Linked DNA regions of Homo sapiens: region 2 is linked to region 1. A link is an interaction called in ENCODE POLR2A ChIA-PET data of the cell type or tissue named here. Cell type or tissue: PC-9. All regions are shown on one strand. Links, peaks and the distances in the headings refer to the core of each region. The heading gives the core; the rest is flanking DNA.

What was found. ChIA-PET counts read pairs that join two places held together with the same protein. Peaks named below come from ENCODE experiments on the same cell type or tissue, not always from the same donor. Only the 100,000 strongest peaks of a DNase experiment are listed, where the experiment ranks them.
Region 2: POLR2A ChIA-PET joins it to region 1 with 11 read pairs; 4 of 35 experiments call an interaction of 5 or more read pairs at or near these places.

The regions. Positions count from the first base shown.
Region 1 is chr1:32,019,695-32,022,504 of GRCh38, reverse strand. The region is part of intron 1 of KHDRBS1 (KH RNA binding domain containing, signal transduction associated 1); the gene reads right to left. Among named protein-coding and RNA genes, the nearest start is that of KHDRBS1, 7.2 kb to the right of the region's middle. In PC-9, for the core only: no CTCF peak of the experiment used is centred there; no DNase peak of the experiment used is centred there.
Region 2 is chr1:31,722,782-31,725,591 of GRCh38, reverse strand. No RefSeq gene overlaps it. Among named protein-coding and RNA genes, the nearest start is that of COL16A1, 20 kb to the right of the region's middle. RefSeq lists a silencer at 1,537-1,737 and an enhancer at 1,283-1,784. In PC-9, for the core only: no CTCF peak of the experiment used is centred there; a DNase peak (open chromatin) is centred at 1,631.

The DNA of each region.
Region 1 (2,810 bases), core at 293-2,792:
CTAAAAGGTCAGGGTTCATTTCATACCCTCCTCTAGACTCCCACTATACTTGGTTCTACACTTCTAAACACAGCACTCCTCCTTTGCCTGTTGTTAACAATCTCTGGACTCCTTCCATTGCTGAGTGTCTGTAATTCTTAGTACAGTACAATGCTTGATACACAACAGGCATCTATAATCATTAACCGAATTAAAAGAAATGTACCGGCTGGGGCGCGGTGGCTCACACCTGTAATCCCAGCACTTTGGGAGGCCAAGGTGGGCAGGAGATCGAGACTATCCTGGCCAACATGGTGAAACCCTGTTTCTACTATGGTGAAACCCTGTCTCTACTAAAGATTTAAAGATTTACTCTAGCTAAATCTAAAAACTGGTTGGGCGTGGTGGCGCGCTCCTGTAGTCTCAGCTACTCAGGAGGCTGAGAGAGGAGAATCGCTTGAACCCGGGAGGTGGAGGTTGTAGTGAGCCGAGATCATGCCACTGCACTCCAGTCTCCAGCCTGGGTGACAGAGCAAGACTCCATCTCCTTAAAAAAAAAAAAAAAAGAAATGTGCCGCTGGGTGTGGTGCCTCACGCCTATAATCCCAGCACTTTGGGAGGCTGAGGCAGGCAGATAACCTGAGGTCAGAAGTTCAAGACCAGCCTGGCCAACACAGTGAAACCTTGTCTCTACTAAAAATACAAAACTTAGCCAGGCGTGGTGCCGCCTGCCTGTCAAAAATTAGCCAGGTGTGGTGTCATGCGCCTGTAATCCCAGTTACTTGAGAGGCTGAGGCACAAGAATCGCTTGAACCCGGGAAGCAGAGGTTGCAGTGAGCCAAGATTGCGTTACTGCACTCCAGCCTGAGTGACATAGTGAGAACCTGTTTCAAAAAAAAACAAATACAAAAAAGTATGGTTAACACCCTCAACTTCCCTTAAACAACTCACATGACTTTATCATCCCCAAATTTATAATTCTCAACTTTTCTGTTGGTATCATCTTTTGGAATCAGAAGTCCCATAAGCTTACTATTGCAAAACAACTTCATTTGTTTTATTTATCAAATTACTTATTGTTTCAAGCAAGAGCACAAAGCCAATAGGTTCTTTATTTTTTTTGGAATCATGGGTCCCTCTGAGAATTTGATGGAAGCTACTGATTAGCAACCCAGAAAAAAATATAAACTCATAATATATTATATACAATATTGGCTATGGGTATAGAAAGGCTGGGTATTGGTTAAAAAAAAATCCCCCAAAGGCCTGTTACAAGCCCTTTCATATGGGCTCAATTTTTACATTCCAGGACAGTAGAAAACTCTGTCATATTGACTATGGTCTCCCAAATCTTTTCCTTAGTGCACAATTTAGAGCTTTGCAACTTTGAAAATTTTTTTTTTTAATTTTAAGGCAATTTTAGATTTATATGCAGTTCTAAGAAATAACAGAGATCCTGTATACTTTAGTTTTCCCCATAACATTTTGCATATCTGTATCACAATCAGAAAATTAACATTAAAATAAGAAAATTTGTTGTACAGGTTTCATGGAAAAAAAATTAACAATTGACTTTATTAGGATTTCACCACCTTTACATGTACTTGTTTGCTTAGTTCTATGCAATTTAATCAGACTCATGTGACCACCACCTCAGTCAAGATACAGAACAGTTCCATCATGAGGATCCTTACCCTTTGATAGCCAGTCACCGTTTTCCCTCATCTCTCACCACTGGCAACCACTAATATAGTCTTCATCTCCACTATTCTGTTTCTTCAAGAATGTTATATTAATGAAATCATATAGTATGTAACCTTTTGAGATTGGCTTTCTTCACTCAGCTTAATTCTCTTGTGATCAAGCAAGTTGCTGCATTTATTAACAGTTCCTTTTTTTTTTTTTTTTTATTGCACAGTACTGTTCCACTGTATGGGTGTGCCAGTTTATTGGAGGCATTTGGTTTGTTTCCAGTTTTTGGCTACTATGAATAAAGCTGCTGTGAACATTCATGTACAGGTTTTGTGTTGAGTTTTAATTTCCCTGAAATAAATACCCAAGAATGCAACTGTTGAACGATACGGTAAGCACGTTTTTTTTTTGAGACAGGATCTCACTGTTGCCCAAGCTGGAGTGCAGTGGCACGATCTCAGCTCAAGGCAGCCTCGACCTCCTGGGTTCAAGCGATTCTTCCACCTCAGCCTAAGACCAATCTCCTGGGTTCAAGTGATCCTTCTGCTTCAGGCTCCCGGGTAGTTGGGACTATGGGTGTGTGCCGCCATTCTCAGCTAATTTTTAAATTTTCTGTAGAGACAAGCTCTCACTAGGGCTCAAGCAATCCTCTCACCTTGGCCTCCCAAAGTCCTGGGATTACAGGCATGAGCCACCATGCCCAGCCAATAAGCACATTTAGTTTTGTAAAAAACAAAAAACAAACAAACAAACAAAACCTGCATTGGGCTGGGCATGGTGGCTCACACCTGTAACACAGGCACTTTGGGAGGCTGAAGAGGGAGGATCATGGTCAGGAATTTGAGACCAGCCTGGCCAACACGGTGAAACCCCATCTCTACTAAAAATACAAAAATCAGCCGGGCATGGTGGTGGGCGCCTGTAATCCCACCTACTCGGGAGGCTGAGGCAGGAGAACTGCTTGAAACCGAAAGGTAGAGGTAGCAGTCAGCCAAGATCGCGCCACTGCACTCCAGCGTGAGCGACAGAGCGAGACTCAATCTCAAAACAAACAAACAAACAAAAAAACAAAACCTGCAATATCACAGATAAATGTATACTTAATGATATTCTGCTTTATCTTACTAGGCTTTGTTTTA
Region 2 (2,810 bases), core at 190-2,689, 300 kb after region 1:
GGGAGTGGCAGAATCCGATACCAGCCAGCTTAGGCACCTGGGAGCTTTGTTCACCCAGGAGCGCGCTGCCGCAAGGACAGCAGTGGGCAAGTGCGGCTGGCCTTCGTGATGGGACCCGGGATCAGGAGTGCCACCGCATGTTTCATCCTCTCCTGGCATTCTCTCGAATGTGTGTCGGCTTCATTCTTTAAGGCCTCTTCCCCCTGGGCCTGCCAGGCTTCCTCCTCCCAGCTCGATCACTCAGCATTGCCCCTAGAGGGGAAGAAACTTTCTCTCTTGAATTCCAATTAGAAAACCCCCAAGGAAGGAAGAGCTCTGGCTGGCCCCAGGAAGGAGGCTGGGGCACTGTGATTGGCAGTCCCATCAGGAACCATGGGGGAGAGGGAGAGGGAGGAGAGGGAGCAGGTCTCTGAGAAAGGGGGGCCTGTTCCTAAAAGGGGGTTTGCACAAACAAAGCCCGACCATGTACCAGCAGATCCTACTCCACATTCCTTCCTCTGACCATCACCTAAAGGCCCTCTTAATGCCTTGTCCTGTGCTCGCACCTCCCTCCTTCCTGGTCTTAGGCTCCGCTGGTCACCACCTCTGGGGCCCTCTGGGGCTGAGGTGTGATGTGCACGTCCCTGCCCTCCTGTCCATTCTTGCTTTGCATCTGGTTGAAGAGGAAGTTTAGTATTTACCTTGTTGATTCTGCTCAAACACAAACCACAGCTACCTGCAGAGGCCTCTGCTGGCTTTGAGACCAGCCACTTAGCTTTCCTGGGGTGGGGGCTTTGTCCCTCCCTTGCCCTCAGTCCCTGCTCCCCCAGGCACTGACTTGCTGCGTGACCTTGGACAGGCCACTGGACCCTGTCTGACATGGGTTTCCCTATCTGTAAAATGAGTTGGCTCGATCTCCCTTCCATTTGAGCTAATATCTAACAACCTGTCATTTCTTTCCTGGACTCAAATTTCTCACATCATTGCCCTCATTTTCTCTGCCTCCAGTCTCCAGCCCTTCATCCACATGGCCCAAGTGATCTTTCCAAAATGCAGATCTGGCCAGGCCACTGCTCAGATGCCTTCTGTGGATCCTGGAATTAGCCTAGAGTTCAAGGCCCTTGGTGATGTGGCCCTTGCCTCCCTCCTCTGGCCCATCTCTCTGACCTCCATGCCTGTGCATGCACCACTCCTTCTGCCTGAAACTCCCTCCTCCTCACAGAGGGGAAACTCTCCTTCAGCCTTCCAGACCCAGCCCAAGTAGCCCCCTGTGTGATGCTGTCCCTGAACTCCCTGGCCCAGCAGTCAGCACTCGCTGGGCCCCCACAGGCCTTGGCATGCACTGTCACTACTGCACTGATCACACAGAACTGCTGTCATCTGTGTTGGCCTTGCTGTGGTTTGTGCACTCAGAGGCCCACATGAAGCAGGCATCAGTGAATCTTTAGCGGGTGAAGGGTGGAATACACAAATCTCCCTGAACATTGATTTCCTCATCTGCAAAATTGGGATAATGACAACTCCTACCCAGTCTTCCTCACTGGATATCCGGAGCATGACTTAAGATGATTCATGGGAAGCATTTTATAGGTGTTAATCTACTCCTCCCACAGTTATTCCTTCCTCAACCCCAAGTGGGAAGCCAGCCCTGGCTGCTGTCCAGGGTGCTGAAAGGGACTTGTCTTCACCCAAAGGATGAGGAGACAAGACTGAGAGGCCCGCCCGCACAAGCTCAGCTGCAGCCTTTTCTTGCTTTCCAGACTGGCAGGGTCAAGGATGAGCAGACCATCCCTACCTTCATGAGAACAGACCCTGGGAGATGTCTAATAAAAATACAATGTAAACGACATATGTAATTTAGAATTTTCTAGTAACCATTCTTTAAAAGTTTGAAAAGGTGAAATTCATTTTAATAATATATCTCATTCAATATATTAAAAAACGATCATTTCAACATATAATCAATATAAAAAATGACTGAGATATTTAACATTCTTTTTTTATACGGAGTCTTGGAAATCTCGTGTGTGTTTTATACATACAGTGCTACAGTGCATCTCAAGTCAGTCTCACCACCTTCTGACTGCTCAGTACTCCCGTGAGGCTACCATGTCGGACAGCACAGCTCTAGGCAGAACAAAGGCAGTGACCTTGAGCAAGTGAACTCAGTGCCCTCTGTGAAAAGGAGGTACTTCCGCACAGCCTGCCTCATGGGGCCATGGAGAGGGCTTGAGGAGGTGATGGAGGGAAAGTTGCCAGCACAGTGCCCGCACAAGGGAGGTCCAAAGCCAGGGTTCCTGGGCTCCACATATCCTGGGGATACTGGTGGGTAGGGAGGAGGTGTTGGGGAAGTAGGGGAAGGTCCTGAGGAGACCTGTGGACTGGTATCAGGCCTCCCTCAGCAGCACTAGGGGAAGGGGTCACCCTTACCCTCACCCTTACCCTTACCCCTGCAGCCCTAGACTCTGGGAGAAGGGAAGCAAGTTGAGGCTAGACTGGAACAGACACGTTAAAACTTAATTGGGCTTAAATCACTTCCATTAGGCACCAATTAAAAGGAAATTAGGTGGCCTGAGGGAGGACCTGGGTGCGGGATGCTGCTGACTTCTGCTTCTCAGGACTCATTTCCCTTCAGGCTTCTTCATGCCCACCCTGGCACCTCATGGGGTCCCCCAGTTGGGGCTTTTCTAATCCAGTCCCCAGTACCCATCATATTCCTCCCTCCACTCCTCCAAGGCCACTGACTCTGGGAAGACTTCCACCCTCTCAGGCCCTCAAAACACATGCTAAGTGTCTAAGGCAGAGGAGACTCCACTGAGGGTTTTGGCCTT